2 separate regions of the Homo sapiens genome follow, and region 2 is linked to region 1. The links are chromatin loops, found by intact Hi-C in ENCODE. Cell type or tissue: heart right ventricle. All regions are shown on one strand. Each heading gives the region's core, and the rest is flanking DNA. Links, peaks and the distances in the headings are about the cores only. Region 1 overlaps TNS1 (tensin 1). Region 2 overlaps TNS1 (tensin 1).

The links. Peaks named below come from ENCODE experiments on the same cell type or tissue, not always from the same donor. Only the 100,000 strongest peaks of a DNase experiment are listed, where the experiment ranks them.
Region 2: a loop joins it to region 1, with 1.8 times the contacts of the local background. A loop is called at or near these places in 7 of 110 quality-filtered maps.

The regions. Positions count from the first base shown.
Region 1 is chr2:217,874,821-217,886,844 of GRCh38, forward strand. It overlaps TNS1 (tensin 1), which reads right to left. Exons shown (of 33, transcript NM_001387777.1): 13 at 11,714-11,826; 14 at 11,224-11,284; 15 at 10,924-10,999; 16 at 10,215-10,344; 17 at 7,526-7,591; 18 at 6,078-6,194. Among named protein-coding and RNA genes, the nearest start is that of MIR6809, 20 kb to the right of the region's middle. In heart right ventricle, for the core only: a CTCF peak has its summit at 5,869 (motif pointing left); no DNase peak of the experiment used is centred there; H3K27ac peaks cover 7,124 bases.
Region 2 is chr2:217,819,618-217,831,641 of GRCh38, forward strand. TNS1 (tensin 1) reads right to left here. Exons shown (of 33, transcript NM_001387777.1): 22 at 11,838-11,930; 23 at 2,123-2,321. Among named protein-coding and RNA genes, the nearest start is that of SNORA115, 8.1 kb to the right of the region's middle. RefSeq lists an enhancer at 518-1,018. In heart right ventricle, for the core only: no CTCF peak of the experiment used is centred there; DNase peaks (open chromatin) are centred at 7,162, 8,114 and 8,187; H3K27ac peaks cover 8,000 bases.

The DNA of each region.
Region 1 (12,024 bases), core at 1,794-9,793:
AACCCATTTTACAATTAAGACATTTGGATCTCAGAAAGGCAAAGTTACTTGGCCAAGAAACACACCTATAAACAATAGAGCTTAGAACCAGATCTTCTGGTTCTAGGTCCCATAGCCTTAATTCCTAGAGATTGGTCTGTTCAACCTTATTTCCAGCTTCTCATCCTCTATGCACAACTTCCTTGCCCCCTTTGAAGCTAGGCATGGGTGTTTGGCTTGTTTTGGCCAATTAAACATGAGCGGAAGGAAAACATGTGAGTTCTAGGCAGGAGCAGTGTGCAAGCCATGGTGTCTTCTTCCCACAGCTGCAGCAGTGAAGGAAGCACCTACAAGATGAAGCTGCCCTCAGCCTAGAGTATCTGTGATGAACAGAGACCTTTCTGACCCCCAGTGGATATGTAGTATGAGCAGAAATATGCTTTTGTTGGGTCAGGCCCACTGAGAAGGTGGGATCATTTGTCACTGTGGCATAATTGAGCCTCTCCTGACTGATAGAACCACTAAGCCATGCTCCTTCCTGCTCTAAGCCCATGGGTTGCGAAAGTCTGAGAGGGAAGCCTGGCAGGCCCCTTTTAGGTCTTCACAAGTCATGAAAAGACACAATGCTTGAGCTCAAAGAAATGGAAAGAAATACTATCTACTCCAGCCCTCACATTTCATAAGAAATAAAAAGGACCTATGGAAAAAGAGTTACCAGAGACACCCAGAACCCAAATCTTCTGCCTCCCAGGCCAATATCTATCCATGCCTGTCTATCTCTCCATGTCTCTCATCTATTTATTTCTTTCTCCTTCTTGGTCTCTGCCTGTTTGCTGTATCTCTTTCCCTCCCTCTTTCCTCTTTCAAAAAAAAAGTATCACAGAGTCCTTGGATAAGCCCAGCTCATAAGAAGTCATCACAGAACAGGGATTCCTGGCTCCAGGCAGAGGCTCCTCCCCTACCCAGACAAAAGCACTTGGGGAGTGGATGGGCACCCTTTAGAACTAGAAGATCTCCCCTGAGGGCTGAGAAGCTTGGGCACAAAACCAAGGCCCCCTGTCACCAGCCCCCGGTTCTGGTGGGATTGTCCATGGAAACAAGGGAAAGACTGATGGGCGCCAACCAGGAGAGATGCAGAAGTGGGGTGGACACCAGCCCCTCACCCTTGTCAGCCAGGCTGGGAGGTTTGTCATTCCCCTGAGTCACCCTGTCCTTTATCCCTGAGAAATCTACTTTCTGAGAGCACCCCTCACTTGCCCAACCCCTGTTCCCATCCTCTCTGTTGAGTCAAGAGAAACTCTAAACAACTGATGTCCAAGGAAGTCACAGAAAGGTGGGGGGTGGATGAGAAGGCAGGCAGGAACCCAGGCCTGGTCAGCCTGCAGGCTTCTCAGAGGCAGAGGGCAGTCCATATCCCTTGGTTCAAGGCTTGCTTCCGAGAAGGCTTGCCCCGGAACACTATGGAGGAATTTGGAGCCTGCTTTATACAGCAGAGGCAAAAACACAGCGCCACCCCTACCCATGGGGACCTGGAATCTGGGCACGGGGCATCAGAACTCAGGCCAAGTTGCTAATGGGGTTTCTGGAGGCTGCAAAACTGGTGTTAGCCAGAGCACTGAGCCGGCAGGCTCCAGATCTAACTGGAGAGAGGCAGAGGTGCCCGCAAGGAGGGAACCAGACCTCTCCCCACCACCTGTCCTTGACCTTTCCTTCCTCCCACTCAGGATCAAAGGCCTGGGGCATCCAAATACATGTGACCCAGAAAACTCCTTCTCAGGTGTGACGAGCTGAACTGTTCCCCCATTCAGATTCCTGTTTTGCAACCCTAACCCCCAGCAGCTCAGTATGCCACTGTATTTGGAGATACAGCCTTTAAAGAGGCAATTAAGGTGAAAAGAGATCATTAGGGTGAGCACTACTCCAATACGTCTGGTGTCTTTATAAGAAGAGATGAGGGTAAGAATACAAGCAGGGGGAAGATGATGTGAAGATACAGGGAGAAAACAGCATCTCCAAGCCAAGGAGAGAGGTCTCAGGAGAAACCAACCCTGCTGAAATCTGGATCTCAGACTTGTAGCCTCCAGAACTATGAGAAAATTCATTTCTGTTGAACAAGCCCCTGGGTCTGTGGTGCTTTGCTGTGGCTGCCAGAGCAGATTAATAATACTTCAGGCATGGGATTCACCAGAAGGCACTGCTCTGGGAGTAAAGGGTCCCCAAGATGGCAGGCACTGTCCTCCCAGCCACTGTCCCACAACAGAGAACTTCGTCCAGTCCGAGGGTCCTTATTATTGAGCTTCCCTTTGATTCTTCACCCTCATCACGCCCCCCTCCTCCTGGCCCAGGAGCAGGTGAGCCCAAAGTCTCCACCACAGCCACACTTTGCTACACAGAGACACAGCTGGACCCGTCCCACCATAAACGGGCTTCCCTTTGTGGTAGTGAGCCCCTGTCATCATTAGGGCTTCAGAAATGGGACGACCATCCTGAAGGAGCCACCTGAAGGATTATGGGTATGGGTTCCGGGGTGCTGTTAAGCTGAGCTCCAAGGGAGGTAGAAAGGGATTTGGATTCCAATATCAACTCCACATCTTGTCTCATGACCCTGGACAAGATTGCTAACCTCTGCCTACTTCTGGGGTCTTCATCCAGGAAATGGGGTTGGTACAGGCTGAGCTGAGCTAATGCCAAGGAGGGCCCATACTTCGGGGTTTCCTGCCCCTTTGGCAGGCCCCCTCCCTCTCGGGTTTTATGACTAGCCCAGCCACCTGAGCCTGAGAAGTCAGCCTTCAGAGAACAGAAATTCAACAGAATTCGGGAGAGGGCTCTAAGTGTCACAGTGCTGCAAGCTGTAAACTTGAACTTGGAGCTGGGTTGGGGGGCTGCAGGCAGTGAGGAAAGGGTTAAATGCAGAGCAGTTCCTGAGATGATGGTTAAGTCAGGGGCAGCAGGAGGGCCTCCTGGGGGACCAGGAGCTCTGAGCCTGGTGCTGGCCATGCCTCACTGCCAGGAGAGGGCAAGGTGGGGACACAGGCCACACGAGAGGATGCAGGCCAGAGATGACATCTGCTGCTGACTGCCTGGCTGGGTGCTCCCTGCCCCCCTCCTCCAAGTCTCCTGGTGGGCTCCAGAGGGAATGGTCTGGCCTCTACTATCACCCTCCCGCAGTGGGCCTGAAATAGAAGAGGTAGGCAGGGGGCCACTTTCAGAAATGGCCCCAGGTCACCTTGGACACCCTTCCCTCTACCTATTTCGAGAGGCCTGCCACTCATCAGAAGCATTCCTGAGTGAGCGGCCCACACTCTTCTCTGTGGGTCGGGCCAGGGGCTCAGCTGTTGCCTGCACTGAAGTCTTGCTGAACGCCTGCCTCAGGGCAAGCCCAGTGGCCTCCGGGGTGCCACGCTCCAGCACACCCCCCTCGCCTAACCCTCCCTCTTCCTAACAGTCAGGATGGGTTGACTTTCTCTGTCCATGGGTGAGAGGTAGCAGCCAGAGAGGTACTAGGCTTAGTGGGACCCAGGTACTGCCACAAAACCAGATGCCCAAAGCAGGCCCCTAGGGACGTCAGCCAACCCAGGACAGCACAGGGGGCAACGCGGTGGCTTGAAACCCAGATCTGCTCTTGACTGGCTTGGCAAGCTGGGGCAGGTTACTTAACCCCTCTGTGCTCCAGTTTCCCCATTTGGACATAATAAGAGTCATAGAATGGCTGGGAGCATCAAATGAAATGGCAACTACCAAGTTCTTGGTGCCATGGCTGGTGCATGGTAAATCCAGGCCTTCTCCCTTAGCCATGTCTTGCAGGCGCCTGACACACTGGCCACAGCTGACACAAATGTGTCACGGACCCCCAAGAAAACACCACATGCAGTCCTTCCTCAGGCCGTGCTGCCCACAAGGGGCTCAAAATGATTTGTTGACTGAATTCCCATTTTACAGCAGGTCAAACCGAGGCCCCAAGGACAGTACCTTGTCAAAGGATTTGAAGCCAGGTAGTTTGGCTGCAGAGGCTGCATTCTTAACCACATACTAACTGCCTCTCATGAAGGCCGCTATAGGCAGGTAGAGGGGACAGAGGGTTGGTGAGGGAAGGCCCTGGCCGCTTCTTCTGCCCCCTCGCCCTTCCTTTTTTCCCTTCTAATCCATTCCCTCAGACAGAGGGATGGAACCAGCAGGACCTTTTGGTCAGTTAAAGGTCAGCTCATCCTGCAAGGACAGAGGGGCCCTGTCTGGAGGCTGAGAAGCTGGCCCTCTGCCGAGAGGGGGAGCCGCTCTCGGCTCTGCTGTCCCTGGGCTGCCTCCCACTCTGACCGTCTGCTCTTCTTCCTTCCCCCACAGCCAAATACATCCTAAGCCCCGTCTTTCCCACATCTCCTCCTCACCGTTAATTATTTTACCTTTTATTTGCCTGGCACTTTATAGTTTACTAAATGTTTTTACATTTATCATCGCATTGACCATGCACCAAGAAGAGATGGAGAGACAGTAAAAATTCTTTCCAATTGCCAAATGTTCTTGTTAAAAATGCAAACATCCCCAGCACAACGACCAATTAGGCTGGCAGCCACTGAAACCTCAGAACAAATTCGCTCCAGCCTCTGCTTTCTGCTTGGCCGCTCAGCGCCCGGGGATGGAGGAGTGCTTTTCACAAGCAGCCTGGGGGGTCGGAGGGGCCTGGTGGGGTGTCTTGGCCAATCTGAGGGTGCTGGGCCCCTGGGGGAGGAAAAGGGGTTGGGAACTGAGGCAGGTGTGAGGACAGGCCATCCACTTTTCAATGTTGCACGTAAAAAAATGTGCTCTCAGTGAGTCCCCAAATTCTAGTCCAACCACCCTCCCTCATCCCACTTCTCTCTGAAACCTTGTGCTCATTCTGGTGACCCCAAGGTCAGAGGAGAAATCTTTATTCAAGGAAAGGCCCAAAGATTTTCAGAGAGGAGTCATCAAATCCAAAACCTTGGGGAGGGAGACAGAAGACAGCGCCGTGTAGAGGAAAGAGGGCACAGGGAGGCCCCCAGGCCTACCTATCTCTAACCTAGCTCTGCCATGGGACCCAGGGGCCCCAGGATGGCACAGCCCCACCCAGGACTGGCTTCAGCTGGGAGGAGAAGCCAGACGCTGGGTGCTGGCATCCTTGAAAGGGCCATCCTGGGTCACGGGGGTAAATCAGGAGGTTCTGCCTCTGGGAAGGGTCTCAGTCACCCCAACTGAACACAGATGGGTGATGGGCTGGACCATCCTGAAGGTCCTCCCAGCTCCAACATTCTGCAGTCCTACGACCAACTCAAGAAAAGAAGCTTGTGGCCAAACCCCAGGCAGGGCATCTCAAGAGTTCCTGGGCTCTGGGCATGCTCACTTTCGGAGCCCGCCCCACGTCTCCTTACACATATGCAGATAGACCACATAAATAAATAGAATGCATGTAGAACTCTCAAGAGACGACCTGAGTTGCAGTGGACCATTTGACATAATGTTAGGTTTGTAGCTAAATTAAACATGTATTAATTTCAATTCTGCTGCTTTCTTTTCAAATTTCAGAGCCTATCAGTTTGTTCCCAGCTCTCAAACATTTTTGTTGGCTGTTGATGAAAGCTTGTAGGCCCTAGATCCTGTGCCTCTGTTCCTAGTACTCTGACCCCAGAGAACTCAGGCAGCAAGCCTGAAGAAACCCAACAGTGGGTTTAATACACATGTGACAAATGCTGTTTTTGCAGCACAGTGGGGGGTATCTCAAGCTCCACTCAAGGCCACATCCTCCAAGGAGCCTTCCCAGATCACTCCAGCTCTCAAAATCCCTCCCTGCCAATCCCAGAGAACTCACTGTCCACGGAACTTACTTGGCTGTAGCAACACACTTCCACGATAACCCCCTTGTGGCCATTTTGCTGCCTTCTTTGGCTCTGTCCTCACTTTTATTTAATACATTCATATATGTGCCTTATCTTCCCCCAGTTAACGGTGAGCTCTCGGAGGTACCTCACACTTCCCCTCTGCCTCCTCTCGAACCCAGATCTCTTGAAAGCAGGCCAAGAGAAGCAAGGTCATGTGAGCAGAGGCTGTGCAGTTTGGATAGGGGCTGGGAGCCACTAGGTCCCACCTACCCTCCATGCCGTCATCTCGATGCCCACTGAAGTTGTCGTAGGAGTCCCAGCGGATGAGGGGGTCGGAGGTGTTATAGTCCACAGACACGCTCGGCCCGTTCTCCAGGTGCTCCATGCCTAAGTGGGATGGGAAAGGCAGCGGCAGTCGGGGAGACAGTGCAGAGAGGGAAAAGAGATCAGCAGCTGGAAAAACAGAGAAAGCCCACAAGCTCCCCAAAAGAGGCTCCCTGAGGGACTTCTCATTTTCTTGAGCGTGGTGGGCGGGACCAGTGGCTTAAGCTGGACTGAGAACTGGGAGTCTAGTTTCTCACATTCTTGAAAAGGCTCATGCCGGGTCATAGGGGTAAATCAGGACAGGCACTGAAGAATGAAGACCCCCTGGAAGAAAGCGGGGAGGACCCCTGGCTGGGTACCTGCCTCTTTTTCTTCTGTGTCCCTGGGGCTCCTGAGGCAGTGCCAAGAGACTAGAAAGTCTGCCCCTGGGGTCAGACCCTGGGGGTGGGGGGCAGGCTGCTTATGAGCTACGTGGGATCAGGGACAGCAGGGAAATCACAGCCCCGACATTGAAAGGACATAAAGCCTCCAAAGGGTCATCCCAGGCATGGCCCTGCCCCCTCTTAAAACGCTCTCCGCTCCAGACAGAAACCTAGGGGGCACGGCAGAATCTCCCAGCCATCCACAGAAAACCCAGCTCAGCATTGGGACAAATACCTAATGCATGCAGAGCTTAAAAGTAGACGATGGGTTGACAGGTGCAGCAAACCACCATGGCACATATATGCCTATGTAACAAATCTGCACATTCAGCACGTGTATCCCAGAACTTAAGGTAAAATAAAAATAAATAAGTAAATTTTTAAAAACCTGGCTCAAAGACAGCATAGCTCCTAGTCAAGTCTGTCAGGGTGAGTTACCTTCCTGGCTTGGCAGTCCTTTCTTTAGTCTATCCAGAGTCCCTCTGCCCATAACCTAACTTCATCTCCTTTCATTCCATTCTCGAATAAGATGGTGAACAACTGGTCTCCACTTATAACCAGTATAGAGGCTTCAAGGTTATTATTAAACCAGCCTTCAGGTTGAATCACCTCAGTTCTCATAAATACACATCTTCTATCCAGCACCTTTGTGTGCCCCCTGCCCGCCAGCCACTCCCTCCATCTACCAAGGACCTCAGTCTCTGAATATAACAGGCTGATGACCTAATGGGACCAGAACAGTTTATCCAACCCAGTGCCTCTCTGTCTGCTTTTTTATTTTTATTATCCAGAGATTAAGTCACTGGTTCATGTTTAGCTAGGGGTCCACTCTGAAACCCAGATCCTTTACTGATGGCCTGCCTCTCAAAAATAACTTGATCACTGTGGAACAGACCAGGGGTGGAAGGGTGCTGGGGATAGGGTCAGGATAAAAGGAAGGAGTGAGAGAATGAATTCTAACTCGGCTTATACCTTGAATTTTCTCTGGCCCATAAGAAAATACAAACTCCACTTTGCCATACTCTGGAAATCGATCATCTGGAAAAAGAGAAGGAAAAATAAAAATAGGCAAAAAGTCCCAAAAAGGATTCCATAAAAAGTTTTCTTCTAGAAAAAATTAAAATACCATATATGTACATGGTTAATAATATAATAATAATCAATGTATATTTATACATATATACATGAAATTATATCTATACAATGAAATTAAATTTCCTGCCCACTCTAGCCCCTGTCCTACTTGCCTGAGGTAATGAGGTCACTGATTCTAACTATTTCTATTGCTTTTCTACTAGCAATTTACCTCTAAGACTCTAAATAATAGCCACTATTTTTATGCCACTATTTCTAGATCCCAATTTTATTTTATTTTATTTTATTTATTTTGAGATGGAGTCTCGCTCTGTCGCCCAGCCTGGAGTGCATATTTATATTTTTGAGACAGAATCTTGCTCTGTCACCCTAGATGGAGTACAGTGGTGCGATCACAGCTCACTGCAACCTCAATCTCCCAAGCCAAAGTGGTCCTCCTACCTCTGCCTCCAGAGTAACTGGGACTACAGGTGCAAGCCACCACGCCCGGCTCATTTTTGTATTTTTTATAGCGACGGAGTTTTGCTGTGTTGCTGAGGCTGGTCTCAAACTCCTGGGCTCAAGCAATCCACCGGCCTCAGCATCCCAAAGTGCTGGGTCTACAGGCGTGAGCCACCATACCCAGCCAGACATGAATTTTAAATAACCTCTATGGATTGACCACTATTAATATGAATAATTTGGTTCACTTATACTACTACCCCTACTTCCTGTCTTCTTAAATCTGATTAGATTATTGTTTTTATTTATGCTATTGATTATCTTTGAAACTTTAAATAAGATAGTTAAGCCTCTATTTCTTTTTCTCTTTTTAGAGACCAGGTCTCACTCTGTTGCCCAGGCCAAAGTGCAGCGGTGCAATCATAGCTCACTGCAGCCTTGAACTCCTGGGCTCAAGTGATCCTCCTGCCTCAGCCCCTGGAATAGCTGTGCTAACAGGCACATGCCACCATGCCCGGCTAATTTTTTTATTTTTTGTAGAGATGGGGTCTCACTATATTTACCAGGCTAGTCTTAAACTCCTGGCCTCAAGCAATCCTCCCGCCTTGGCCTCCCAAAGTGCTGGGATTACAGGCATGAGCCACCGTGCCTGGCCATGCCTCTATTTATTGATATGTCAATTTTCGATGGTATCTCCTGACTCCCACTACGTAAGAGGAGGAAATCTGTGACCCTTCCTTCTCTCAACTTCTGCCCAATCCCTTATTTATTTGATCAGCTATGCCTTTATTTTTCCTTGTTAAGACTGTTATCATTTACATTCTGTACTGTAATTATGATGGCATCTTCTGGCTCCAGTGCAAGGAGAGCTCATTAAAGAAACACCCTTCTACATGAGCCAGACCACACTAAGGAGATCTGGACCCTCCTCCAAGCCCCAGGTCCAGTCTTTCTCCGCCTGAGCCCACTCTGGACACAGATCACTGCCCACTGCATGTAGGAAAAGAAGTTACAGCAAGGATGGCATCTGCTCCATGGGACACCTATCATGCTTGTGCGTGTCTCCATCACTTCAGGCAACACTTCATAGTATCATGTTTGTGTGTCTCTCACTGAGGAAACTGTGAACTCCCTGAGGGTAGGGCCTGACTTCTTTCTGTTCATATCTATAGGGTCTAGCACATGCCCGACACATACAGACACACAAGTGATGCTTGGTGGGTGGGTGGGTGGGTGGGTGGATGGATGGATGGATGGATGGATGGATAGATGGATGGGTGGGCAGATGAATGAATATGTGGATGGATGGACAGATTAATGAAGGGATGGATTAATGGATGGATGAATGGGTGGGTGCATAGATGGATGGGTGGGTGGATGGATGGACAGATGGATGGACAGACGGATGGATGAATGGATGGATGGATGGATGGATGTGTGTAAGGATGGATTGGTGGATGGAGAGAGAGATGGGTAAATAAATGTGTATTTATATGTCCCAGGCATTAATGTGATATAGATAAAACTTCCAATGGATAAAAGAAAGAAGCAAAAGCAAACACCAAACCTTTCCCAACCACCTCTTCTCCTCTCAGAAAATGGTTCCCCCTTGCTGCTGCCACACCCCTCCACTACTGCTCTTCTGCCCTGCAGGGTAATTATCCCCTGCTAGTCTGCCTCCCAACTCAACAAGATTTTTGAGCTCCACCAAGGCAGAGACCATGCCATGTTTTACTTTGTATCCCCGGCACTTGGTACAGATCCTAGCCCAAAGCAGATGCCCAGTGAATGTTGAAAAAAAAAATGATTGTCAGTAGGACACATGTGACAAACTGGGAGGACAAGATGAAGGAGAGACAGGGAAAGTCATAGAAGGCTGCAAGATATAAAACAGCCCAAGGACTGGGAGGAGTTTATCTCCACTTCTACTAACAACTGGAATTCCCAGACCATCCAATCTCAACTCTCTCCCAAGTCTCTCTCAACTCTCTCCTACCATCACCCTGAGACTAGACAGACCACATGGTCCAGAAAAGATGGTCCCCATACCCACCATATCGTCTCAAACTGAGCTCCTCTCCCTGCCACAGGGGTGCCCACCCCCAGCTCCACTCAAGGAGCGCACCTTTGAAAGCATCATCAAGGTCCTCCTTCCCAAAGACAACCCCCAGGTCATGGATGGCACAGGTGTGGAACTGCACACGGAAGATGACGTCTCGGGCTGGGCTTCGGAACTTCTTGTGGTAGCACTTCAGCTGGGTGGGAAGACGGGCAGAACCAGTCAGGGGCCTGAGGCTGGGAGGTCAGGTCCCAGGGAGCCTCCTTATCAGCTCCGCTGACTGAGCCCCCAAGGCTCACCCCAAACCCGGTGAGGGAGAGCTCATCAACACCAAACAGGATCTCAGAGTTCTGTGGGGAAACTTCTAGAACAGCAGAGAATTGGAGGCCAGTCTTGGCCTCTGGGGACAAAAATGTCCTCCCAAGAAGTTTCTACATACAAGTCAGAGTGCAAAAAGTAAGATGGATTTAAATGGCAGCAGGAAGAACTGAAGCTAGAATTCAGAGAGTCCTTGTCACCAATAAGAAGCCAGGAGGTAACAGCTCACGCTGAGTGATATTTCCCTGGAGATGCTCCAGAACAACAGCTAAGCCCAGGGTGAGAGACACAGACTGTGTGAGACTGGAAGGTCTTCCAAGAGCCCTGAGAGCCTATGGTTCCAAGCCTGGCAGCCCAGGAGGAGTACCTGTCTTGTCCCAAGAGGCAGGAAAGGAGTAAGAAAAGAAGGGAGAGAAAATAAACAAGGATGGGGCTTGACACAGAGGACAGCACTCACCAAGATGTCTCCCTTCAAGAGCAGTCCTGGCTCGATGGTGATGCAGACGCTAGTCTGGCTGTCTCCTGGGATGTTGCTAAGGGAGAGAGGTGGGCAGAAAAAGAGTGGGCTGCTGGAGGGGAGATGAGGGAGGGGCATTTTCTCCCTGCTGCCCCTACGCCACAGGGTTAGTGGGAAACCTCTCTGACTCTGTCCTTTCAGCCCTCTTGAGAATATTCTCTCCTCTCCCCAACCTTCTGACCTGGTCCTTAGCCCTGGGCCTTGGGCTTCTCTGGCCTCTCACGCCCATGTAATACTTACTAGATGCCAGATGTGTACACAGGTTGCATGGCCTGGTAGATGCGGAGAAATGGCCGACATCCTGTAAAAGTGGGGTGGGTGTTAGCTAAGACAGCAGAAACTGGCAGGCAGGAGGGGCAGAGGAGACAGTGAAGGGAGAAAGAGAGAAAGGAAGGAAGAAATGGGGGAAGACGGGGTAGGAAGGGGAAGGAGGAAAAGAGGAAAGAGTAAAAGAGGAAGCAGAAAGGGGAAGAAATACCAACTTTTCACTTGTAAGGCAAATTAAATTAATAAAAACATTGCCCATCCAACATCATTGGCCAGCAGGCACTGCAAATAGATTGGTGCTTAGAAAAGTTTAGGAAGCAATACACTTGAGAGTCCAATGGAGGCCTTATGACTCTGCAGCTCTCGGGCTGTCTGTTACTACCCAAGGTTGCCTCTTAGAGAAGATGGAAGATGAAAGGGAGGAGTTGGCAAGGGTGGAGGTCAGAGGGCTCAAGGCAGGTACCTCCTTTAGACTCAAAGTTGGGGATGCCGTGCATGATCACGTGGTGCAGAAACAAGGGCTTGTTGTTCATTTTGATGGAGCCGGAGAGCAGGCCACTGAAGTAATGCACGTACCTGTAGTGGTGGGAGAAGCAGCTTCAGGGAGTGAGGTGGGTACTGGTGCAGTAATCCCTGTTCTCTCTTTTCCAAGAACATTGCCCTAGACCACTCACCTACTCTACCCTCTCCCCAACCAACATGGTCCCCCTCCCCAACCAGGCCTCCCTCCCAGACATGCTTGCCTGCTGCTGGGAGCCCTAGGTAGGAAGAGTG
Region 2 (12,024 bases), core at 2,276-10,275, 55 kb before region 1:
GACAGATGAAAGCACAGCAGTACAATGTGATGGCCAGTGAGTTTTTTTGCTTATTAAAGTTTTTCCATGTGGAAAATGACAGGACTGGATTAGGTGACCCTGACTCCTTCTAGACCCAAATTTCTATCCAACTATGGTGAGAGAAACAAAGGTTGACAGGGGCCTTACATAAACTAGTATGTAGGGAGGGAGCAGGCAGGCTGTGCACCAGGAACCCCCCATGGGGAGAGGTCCTTACTTAGCCAATGGGCCAAAACCTGGAGCTGCAGGCTGGAAGGATCTTGTTGTGGGCTGGCCCTCCCTGGGCCAGGCTGGATAAGCTCAGGTTCACGGGGTGATATGAGGTTTTGGTTGGGGGTGTGCTCTTGGGCCAGGCAAGAGCCAAGGGCAAGGAGAAGGTCAGGGGCCAGGCTAGGGCAAAGTCTACCTTGCATCCCAGAAGGGGCCAAAGCAGAAGGCCACCTCCTGGTATAATCCAGAATAAACTGGATTCTGAGGAGTGGGAGACAGAGCCAGGCTGAGCAGGGTGAGAGAAGGAGACACTAAAATGGAGTTCTGGAAGGCTAATCCCAGGGGAGAAAGGCTAGCTTCCTGGAAAGGGCCAACACTTCAGCAGGAGGGATTTGAGTGAGAAACAATGAACAACTTCCTAATGCCAGGGCTCACTGAACATCAACAATGGGTGGCTGGGACAACTTAGGAAAATCCCCTTTCCTTTAAAATAGGAAATGCAACCCTCGGCCAGAGTCAGGCCTCCTGAGCAACGCAGGCTGCTGCCTGTTAAGAGGCTGGGGAAGGGGAATGCTTGGCTTAGAATCCAGAAGACAGTTGCCTCTGCTCATCTGCTCCCCTAGTCATCCCATGGTGCCCCCACTTGCAGGGGAGGCTCAGCATTGAGCCAATGTAGACTGTGCAGCAAACTGGACCCACTGGGCCTGGCAGGGGAATTTGCAGGCTCTGTGACATCCCAGGCTAGGGAGGGCAGTGGGCACGGCGAAGAAGGGATGGTCAGGGCAGAGTCTCCCCTCCTGGGGGCGACACCTCCTAGGTCCTCCTCCTTTGCCTGGCACTCGATGCCTTGCCTGAGCTGATTGCAACCCTCCTTTCCTATGCCGTCATCCCATCTCTTTGTCCCCTCCACCTTCACCCCCACTACCCCAGTCAAGCAGCTCCTTGCTGCACCCCTCCACTAAGCCTGTCAGCAGGGACTGTCACCCACCTCTGGGCTTTCATCTCTGTGTGATGCACTCAGAAATATGGATGCCAGCCATCCATCCACCCAGGCATCCCCTAATGGCAGGCCACATGCCCTCAGCCTCACACTCCCAACATGGCCACAGCCCAGTCCTCTGTCCCTGCTGGGCTGTCCTTCTGGAATGCCCTGTCTCTCTTTCTTCATCTTTCAACATCCTGCTACTTCCTCTACACCCTTCACAAATGCCTCCAGCCCTCAGAAATCCTCGCTGCATCCCTAGCCAGAAATAATGGCCCCTTGTTCTGAGCTCCAAGCCCTTCACTCATGTGTGGGCTTTGGGCCCATCTGACTCTCATCCTGTGCAGGGAGGGCGCCATGATGCAGGTCTGGGGCAGAGGATAGAGATGCGGGCTCTGGAATCACACGCTTCCACCTGAATCTGATTTCTGCCACTGCTTAGCTGTGGCACCTTTATGCCTCAGGTTCCTCTTCTGAAAAGTGGGAACAATAATAGTGCTCACCTCCTAGGATTGCTGCGAGGATTAAATAACTGCATAAAGCACTTAGCAAAGTGCCAGGTACCTAGGATGAGCCCACTACATAAGTCATTACTGTTGGTAGATTTTCAACTTGGGGAAGGACTTTGCCACATTCACCGTGGTACCCTTCACTCCTTCCAGCACAGTTTTGGATGGGCGGAATTGAATGCGGCCTGGGAATTATAGGTCACTGGGCTCCCCACAGGATTCAGCGCGCAGGACATGTGCCCTCAATGCACCTTGATGAACTGGTTTGCAAGGTACCGCCATCTGGGTATGCTTTCTGCCTGTCCACGCCATAGGCAACAGATCCAGGAGGCCTCACCCATCCCGTCCCAGTCCCAGGCCCGGATTCCCATCCCCCACCCACTGCCCCTTCCCGGCTTACCTGTCAGCACTGAGGATGGGGCTGCTGGTGGAGAGGGGGCTGGGGGAGACAAAGGAGCCACCCAGGGTCCCGTTCCTCAGGGGTATCTCATGGCCATAGGCCTGGGTGGCTGGAGCACTAAAGCTCTTGGGCTCAGAGTCCTGAGCTCGGGGTCCAGCCACCGCTGTCCGTGCCACAGACTCCACATAGCTCCGGGGCTCTGGAAGGGGCAAGAGGACAGAGACACTGAGCACAGATGCACAGGGGTGCAGTGCAGGTCCCCCCCAACCTCCCCTGGAACACAGCTTCCTGGACTCCTGCCTGGGAACATAGGAATAGCCCCCAAAGGACAGGCAGGGCTCCTGCCTGCCCAGACCCACCCTGCCCTGCAGTGACCTTTCACCAGGGCCTTGCTCAGAGGAGGGGGCCCTGAAATGGATCCCAGGCCCCGCCTCAGAACATGGCCATCAGAGACTCTTCCCTCCAAGGACTAGGAGGCTGTCCATAGCTGGCACCCCCTTTGGCTGCTCTCTTTCTTCAATGATCTTGCTCAGCACCCAGGCCCTTCCAGGTTCTCCTCGTGCCACTAGAGTCTGGGGCCCTACAGTGGGCCCAGAGGTCCATCCCTGCCTTGCCTGTATCCCAGGATAGTGCCAGAGTTCATGTGAGCTCCACCCCCTGCCCAGAATCCAGAAACAGCCTTGGCCACCTAGCAACAGGCCTGCACTGGTGAGTCTTGCCCTGTGGGGCTGCTGTAGACTCACCAGCCCCTTTGATGCCAAGACACACCCACCCCTCTCTGCCTGACACACTCAGCATTCCTCTAGAGACTGGCATCAGGGAACCCCATTCCCAGGCGGAACTCAACATTCCATCGCCCACCTCTGGCATTCCTGTAGCACTGAGCAGTTTAGTTTACAGAGGACCTCATTATACACGGCACTACCTGGTGTTCAAAACAGCCTAAGAGGGGGTGGGGGACACACGCTAGAAAAGGCCATTTTACAGATAAGGATGGATGCTGAGGCCCGACAAGGGAAATGACTAGGTCCCCAGATGGCCCGACTCCCAGACCGGCACCTGCCCAACTCCTCTACGGCCTCTGAGGCCAGCTCCCAAACGAACTCCGCTTGAAAGAGGAAGAAGCAACAGAACGCTCTTGTTTACCCCGGGCCATGATCCGGGAGGAATGTCATTCCTACCACCTCCAAATCCCACCCTGTCCCTGTCTTACCCAGGAGGAACCTGGCCTGAGTACAGAGCCATACTGCCCACAACTAAGGCATCCACTGAAATCAGCCTGAGAAACTGAAGAACCAGAGTCTGTGCATCCCTCAGGAGGCCAGGCCCCTGCAGCCCCTGCTGGCCAAGACTGCAATGGTCAGAGTTGGAGAAGAGCCCCCTCCTCCAGGTCTCCTCCAGAAGACAATGCAGAGATCCCCTAACCAGGGCCAGTACACTTTTTTGTAAAGACTTAATAGTAAATATCTTAGGCTGTTGGGTCAGGCTGTCACTGTTGCAACTATACAACTCTGCTGTTGTGGTGTGAGAGCTTACATAGACAATAGGACAGTGTATGGGCATGGCTGGGTTGCCATCAAACTTTCTTTACCAAAATAGTCAGGTCCTCCAGGTCCCTCCTCCAGGTCCCTCATGGGTGACAGGCCTGGGGTCCAGCTAGCTGAAATGCAACCTTCCTCCCCTTAGCCCAAAGAAAACCTTAATTTGGAAGGAGCCTAGTCACCAGGGTGCTAGCAGGGTGCTTCCAGCCTTTGCTGCATAGGGGCATGGCCTCCGTGGAGTGGCTTCTGGGGTGGCCCTCAGGTCTGACATCCTACACCCAGGCCAGAGGCCTCTCTAGACCCCGGAAGAGGATGGTCCCTCAGCACAGGACCCTTTACAGAGCAGGACCCAGAGGCTGCAATGGAGTCTGCACACAGCTCCAGCCACAGCCTGCCCGTCTGTCTTTTGTCCCCATACAGAACCCCCTCCACCCAACAGCAAGACAGTGGACAAGGCTGGGGCAGTTTGTCTGCAAAGAGGCAGGCACGGGAGGTCTATTCTAGGTAGCAGGCACAAGGTGATGTAGAACCAGGCACCTCGGCACCCAAAGCTGGAATCCATGTAGGCAGTGCCAGCAAGGCCTCCTCGAAATCCTCCCTCAACCAGCCCAGGCCACCCACCTCCTCGCAGAAGGCCCAGGCCAAATTCATACCAAAGGCATGGATTCTGTGCCACCCAAGCACGAGGCTCTGCTGGAACTAGAAGACAATGCAGATATCCCCTGACCAGGCCCAGTACACTTTTTTGTAAAGACTTAATAGTAAATATCTTAGGCTGGTGGGTAAGGCTGTCACTGTTGCAACTACACAACTCTGCTGTTGTGGTGTGACAGCTTACATAGACAACAGGACAGTGAATGGGCATGGTTGGGTTGCAATCAAACTTTCTTTACCAAAATAGTCAGTGGACAGGATCTGACCAGCTGCCACAGTGTGCTGACCCCTGATCTAACCTATCTCCTCAGCCCAGAGAGGTGGAGCCGTGCGCCAGGACACATGGATAATTAGTGGCAGTGAACACTAGCACCAAAGTCTCCAGACTCACAAGCTGGCTCTGGGTGACCTAGACAGGGCCCATAGGCTCACAGGACACCCAGAGCTGGCTCTATCCAGCACTTCAGCCCATCAGGCAGAGAAAAGCCAACTCCATAGGGCTATTCCTAGTGATAAAAAGAGCAAACAATTATACAGGAAAAGTAGGATTCGGGGGATGTAAGTACCTTGCCCAGGTCACAGCTGGCAAGGGGCACAGTCAGCCAAGGAACCCAGGCAGTCTGGCCCCAACCTGCCCTTACCCACTGCACATACAACCCTCTGCAAGTCGGGAAGCCAATAGTTTCAGTGAGTGTCTTTAGTCTTGGGCAACTGGTAACCCAACTTGGGAGAAGAGAACATCAGAGGGAGTCTCACCCACAGCCATGCAAATGACACCCAAGATCAGAGTCCACTCTCCCCTCCCGTCTCTTGCCACCCTAGGTCACTCTCTGAAAACTCTTCCCAGACCCTTCCAGGCACTCATCATGGCTACACCCAGGTCCCCACGGCTCTCGGCACCACCTCTCTCCCAGCCAGGGAGAGAAAGCCACTCTTTGGCTGCCCGTGGGCTCCCAGAGCCTGCCTAGCTGATCTGTGTGCCGAGCCCTCACACAGCACCTGGCACACAGCAGGCCCTCAATCTGCATGTGCTCCACAAAGTCACAGAAGCATGATCCTTACCCTCCAGCCCCATCCAGAGACACATAGTAAGACCTCAGAGGCACACATCCATTTTTCTCATTCCCTGAAGTTCAAGTTGAAACCTATGTGAATGACACTGTGAAGGTGTGTGCTCTTCCCCAATTCACTGACGTCGCTCCTGATCTACTCTCTACCCTGATCTGCATCCCTGAAGGCAGACTTTTATTTACTATGTCATCCAGACCCCCTTAGTCTCTGGCTCAGGATAGCTTTGGCCTTTGGCTAGTAAGGAGGGACTGGCAGGGTATGAGAGGGAGGGAGAGAGAAGGGCAAGGTGCCAGTGGCTACATCCCCTACCCACCTCCCTCTAGCCACACTCCAGTCAGCAGCCCTGCCCTCCAGCTCCCTCCTGGTTCCTTAAGGCCTGGGAGGATGGCTCCCTGCTCCTGATAGGGAGCACTCGGGGTGCTTTACCATCCCTCACTGCTCTGCCCAGACCTTTTAAGAGTCCATCAACTGTCCTAGGTTGCTCCATTGGAATGAACCATCAGTTTCCCACCAGGCCCCTGACCCACACATTAGGTAAGCAATTCACATTGCCCTACGCCCCACCCTTTTAAAGAAGTACAGGTACCCCTGCTAGCAACAGTAAAACTGAGATAAAGTGGGCCACACCACCCCGTCCTGTGGTCAGGACACAGCCAAGCCTGTGGCTTGCGGGTGCTTACTTGCCATTAGGCAAGGCTGGGTCTACTAACTGCTTCTGGCCTAAACACAGGCACCTGAGCTGCAGCCTGGGAGTCTGATGGCAAGATTGCATGGAGGGCCCATGGGACAGTGTATTAGAAACCCTGAGATGGCTCGATAGCATGGCCAAGTTCTTAAGGCAACAGTCCCATTGGCCCCTTCAGCTCCTAAACTGCAGAACACCAGAGGAGTTCTCAAGACACTGGGAGTCTGAACTTGGGGAACAGGATGGCTCGCCCAGGGAGAAGCAGCAGCATCCATTCTGACCACAATGTTGGAAACAGCCCTTGTGCATTGGGTGGCCAACCTAGCCAAGGCCACTCAGACCCAGCCCCACCTGGCCCTGCCCTCACCGGGCCCCCACCTCCTTTCTCCTTCCCAGTGCATCCTCTTCCTTGGTCAGCTGGTCTGCCCTCCCACTGCCACCCCTACCTGCCCTTCCAGTCCCAGATCATGGGGTGGAGATGAACGAAGCCCTTCCATACAATCTCTACTCCTCATGAACCCAGAGCGGGAAGGACCTTTGAGAAGTTATTTGATTTCCTGAGTTCATCTCCAGAACTGTTTAAAACCCATCTTCAGGGCTAAACATTAGTTTTCCCAAGTTTTCAGATGCAGATCTCCGTAGTGAAAATGCTTCCTTTTTCTGTTTATTCCCTGGCTCTTTCTCTCTCTCCCACCCCAGGACAATATACTTCTACTTGCAAGCTCTCCCCTCACCCACCACCCGTGCACTTACTAGAGACTTTCTGGGACTCCGTTTCCTCATCTGCAAAGTGGGAATGAGGATACCCACCTGCCCAGCTAGGATCAGGTGAGAAGAGGCAGGAAAGAAAGTTCTTCCTAATTCTTTCCTGCCAATTCCAGGCCCAGTGTTCAGAACCAGCCCTGCTGCTGCCTCCGCTGCTCCTAGCCGCCCATCCCTGCCTTCCTCCACTCCTCACTCGCACCACCTCTCCTGCTGTTTTCCTCCTTCCCTCCAATCCTGGAGCAGCTGCATCAGAGGCTACAGGGAGTTGGGCAGGGCGGGAGAGGTGGGGACAGGGAGGGTGCTTCATGTAGAACATTCCAGGAGCCCAAACCCTGCCAAGTGGCTGCTGGCGGTGAAGAGCAGCTGCAGCACAGGGTGACTTGGGCTCCTCCGGTCTGGCACTGTCAGCTCCTTGTCCACACCCTGAAGTGCATTTTCTGTCTCCCAAAGAGGCTCTTTGCTTGGAGAGAAGGGGCACACCCACCCTAACTAAAATCAAGACATGTGGGTGGGAAAGAAAGAAGGGAATATGGAAACCCCCAGGTCCCAGATCTAGAAGCTCAAAAGTTAGAATTCCAAACATTTTAGATTGAGCCACATGCCCCCTCCTCCCAGCCCCCATGACATCCTATTCCTACCTCAGCTCAGCACTTTTGCCTAATATTGAAATGTCTGTTGGCATCACTCTCCTCACCAGCTGCCTTAACACATCCTTATATTCCCAAAGCCTGGCAAACAGTCAGCGCACAAAGTATTATGAATAAATGAATCAATGCATGAAAGAATGAATGAATGTAAAGTGTTTCGCACAGCGCCTGGGACATAGCAGACATCCCTCAAATTATTCTTTTCCCCAAGCCGAATAATCCTGCCTCTGGCCATTTTTGCCTCACTGGCATTTTTTTCTGAATTTCCCATCAAAGTATCAGCAAGGAAATCAAGCAGAGCCTCAGAGGGTCAGCAAAGAATGAGCTTTAGTCTGACCCGGGCAGTGGCACATGAGTCAGGAAATAAGGAACTGGCTGCCCACAGCTTTGCTCCCTGCCCCTTCCCCGCTCCACTCCCCAGGCCACGGGCAGCAATTCCAACTCCCACGCTGGAATCCCAGGGCACGGTGCCTGCAGGCAGGAGAAGGACTTTGAAATGGCCACTTGAGGAAGAGACAGGAGACCAATAACTCCAGTCTGGCTCCATTACCTCCTAACTGTGACCTTGGGCAGATCCCCCAACACCACCCACAGTGCTGATGTCAGCTGCATATCTGTGACAACGATGGGTGTGGCTGAGTTAACCCCTAAGAACCTTCCCCTCCAAACTCTGTGGCTCTGGCCAGAGCACTTGGGGCCCTGTAAGATGAGAGTAACTCAGCAGGTGCAATTGGCAGATAGTTCAGTCCTGTCGAGGCCCACGCCCCTGAAGTCACCCCAAAGTGAGAGACACAATCACCAGGCTCTGCCAGCTTGCTGGATAATCCACCCCATGGCCCTTCCCACTGGAGAGTGTTTGAGATACCACTGGTCTGTTAAAGTCAACCAGCTGCGAGGAGAGCTGAGAGCCTATTGCGTGGTCCGGCATCTGAAGCACAGAAACGTTGGCTCTGAGCTCCAGCTAATTCTAGACTCTCTCTCCCAGCTCCTGCCTTGCCAGGACCAGCAGTCAGCCTCCAGCTTGGGAGAAAGCCCTTTCCCCAAGCATGAGGCTGCGGGGGAGCAAGGAGGGGCCGTTCCCAGCAGAGGGAAGCATGCTGTGGCCCACCTGTTCTGTCTCTGGAAGCTGCCCTGTTCTGCAGCCCCTGAGCAGCCTGATGTTGTTGCCCAAACCCCAGCTGGTCAGGAGAGGGCAAAGTCTTCTGGGAAACTCCAATCATCCTACCTGGGTGACAGCAGATTTAGAGGAGCACAGGCCATCCCCGCTTAGGGGGTGGAAAATCAAGGTGGTGTGGTCAAAGGAAAATGGGAAATAGGCCTGAGAAAACCAGCCAATCGGCCCAGGGCCCAGGTGGGAAGTCAGAACACCTAACCCATCAGAACTGGAAGTGATCACAGCACCCATCTTGCCCCATCTTCCTGAGGGGGGGATGCCAGTGCCCAGAACCACACCCTGGCCTCCCGCCCAGGCTGGCACCCACTTTGTTTCACCTGCTGGTTTGAGTCCTCACTCGAGTTCTGCTCCTGGTGTGTCCAAGGCCTCCCACCTGATTATGCCCCCTCTCTGCTTCCCTGGTGCCCAGTGCAGGGCTCATCTAAATCAGGGGTTCCTCTGGGACCCATAGACATGCCAACTCCTTGAAACTGCTTTTCAGAATTACGTGCATGGGAATCCCAATGCATTATTGTATACACGGTGAGTCCATAGATTTCCTGAAACACGCGAAGTTGTCTGAGATCCCCGAAAGACAGACTTAGTACTTTCTGTGTTGATAGGAAACCAGGCAGGGCTTCCAGAGGGCAAATCGTGGCTGTAAGATGGGGGCTCTGCGCCAGGAGAATTATCCCCCCAGGGGACACTGGCAATGTTGGAGACATTTTCGATTGTCATGACTGAGTGAGAGCTACTGGCATCTAGCAGGTAGAATCCAGGGACACTGCTAATCCTCCTACAGTGCACAGGGCAGCACCCACAACAAAGAGTCATTCAGGGCCAGGCACAGTGGCTCACACCTGTAATCCCAGCACTTTGGGAGGCCAAGGTGGGTGGATCGCCTAAGGTCAGGAGCTCAAGACCAGCCTGGCCAACATGGTGAAACCCCATCTCTACTAAAAATACAAAAAAAAAAAAAAATTGCTGGGCGTGGTGGTGCATGCCTGTAATCCCAGCTACTCAGGGGGCTGAGGCAGGAGAATTGCTTGAACCTGGGAGGCAGAGGTTGCAGTGAGCCGAGATCGTGCCACTGCACTCCAGCCTGGACAACAAGAGCAAAACTCCATCTCAAAAAAAAAGGCGTCATTCAGGCCAAAACGTCAGTGGTGCCAACGTGGAGAATCTCTTCTCTGAGAAATGCCTGTGGAGCACGTCCCGGGAAAGGGGATCTGAGTCCCTCCCTGTCTACCTCTATGAGCTGCTGCACACCAGGCAGGCTGGTGCAAATGGCGCTGGGAGAGGAAGGTGCAAGAGGAGCGTTTTGGTCAACAAGGTGACACTGCAGGAGCCCCCAGACACTGGCTGTGCCTGAGCCAGCGCCTGGCAGCTACAAGCTCCCCCATCAGGACTCAGGAGGTGTCCAGGGTGGTATCTCATCACCAAGCGTTGGGGGACAGGAAGGCCATGTGCCTGGTCGCCTGAGTCCCAGTGAGGAAAGAGAGCTGCCTCCAGCCAGCCTCTTCAAGCCCTGCTTTGAAAAGCCATTTCCAGACCCAGAGAGCAGGAAGTCACAGCAAATGCTACTTACCTTCTGACAGCCTGACCACCACCTTCCCCTCATCTTCCTCTGAGGGAAGACGAGAAGAGAGGTGGGAGGAAGGAGAGGCAGGAAAGAAGGGCAGGTGGTGAAGATGAGGAAGAGCAAAAAAGGAAAAAGAGAGAAAGAGATTAACAGGGATTATTTCTTGAGAAAGAGAATCTGTGGAGAAAACGGAGATGGGAAAGCTGGGGTGAGGCCAGGGCCGATTTGCGCTGTCCACAGAAGGACTCCAAGGGGAAGGCCGAGGCCCACCCTGCAAAGGACCCCAAGGCTCCGAGGCATAGTTGAGTCCCCGGCTCTCAGGAGCCTGAGCCCCTCGCAGCCCCTGTGCCCAGGGCTCTGTGGGCCAAGTGTCAAGCAGGAGTGTGCTGGCTGGTGAGAGGCAGCCCCCAGCCCCCTTCTACTGATCCCCCGTGGCTCAGTGTCCCTGGCCATGCCGACACTCTGAGTGGGAGGCTATGCCCAGCTGCGTGGCTTCATGGGTCACAAATGCATGCCACTGCCCACCTACCTGGCTGGATCCGTCTTCTGGTAACTAAGGAAAAAAGTAAAGTTGACCCCAATAGCCCCCACCCAGCCCTAAAACCAGAGTCCAGGGAGCAGCTTTCTGAGTTCAGTGGCCCCACATGGCCACCAAGGGCCCAGGGAGCCCTGTCTCCCTCCACCATAAGAAGGAGAGGAGCTGGGAAATGGGAGGAGGAGGTAGGAGGTGTGAACCTGGGGTGGTGTCTGCTCAGAGGAGCACCTTCTCCCAGACAGGCCCAGGGCCCTGCCCTCTACCGTGCCAACAGGACAGGCTGTTTGACCCCAGGGAGGCCGAGCAGCCATCCTCCTTCCTTCCTCAGAGCTTGGGCTGCTCTCCTCAGCAGCAGAGTAAGATGCAGCCAGCATCGGGAGTAGGGATGGGGGATGAGCACAGGCCAGGGAGAGTCAGAAGCCCGGAGGTGGCAGGTCCTTTGACAGTCAGGAGAAGACCTGGGCTGAGGGCAAGGGGATCGAGGAAACGGCAGGCAATGATGGCCACTGCTAGTCATGGGTTTCTCTGGTAGGGTTCTCTGGGCCTGAAGAGGCAGACCTAGAGACCACTCTGAATGCCAGGTGATGCCTTGTGGATGCCAGGTGAATGCCTGTGATGCTTCGTGGATGCTCAGAGCAGAGCCAGCTGGGCTGCCAGCAGAGGCCCTGGCACACAGCAGCAGGGGCATGCTTCTCTGACTCTATGTGTGTGTGTGTACATGTGTGTGTACCCATGTGTGCATGTATGTGCGCCCATGTACGTGTACCCGAGGGCCTGAACACCTAGAATGTGTGGCTTCCAGCAGAGATCTCAACACCACCAAGGAAACTGAGACCAGGCCTCCAAAGCCTCAAGCTAGAGGAGGCTGGGAGTTGTGCAAACTCCACAAGTCAACAGACAGGAAGGCTGCAAGGAAATCTGTCACCCCCAACCCCTACACAGAGAGCCCCAACCCAGGCCTGACCTCAGTGTGGGCACAAAGCTGGCTGCTGACCAGATTCTGAGACCCGGGTTTCTGTCCAGAACCACAGGAGTCCTCCTCCCCCTGGCCCCCCTCCCCATCTTCCCTCTTCCCAACTCACCTCCTGTGGGGTGCAACAGGATGTCCGCTGGGTTGTGAGGTTTCAGGCCCAGAGCAGACAGGGGTGTCTTGGCCAGACCCGGGGGGGACCGCACTGTGCCAGGAAGAAGAGGGGAGACACAGGGAGTGAGAGGTGGGCAGGAGGGCAGACACGCCAGGCACGTGAGGGCACGCTTAGTGAGGGCTGG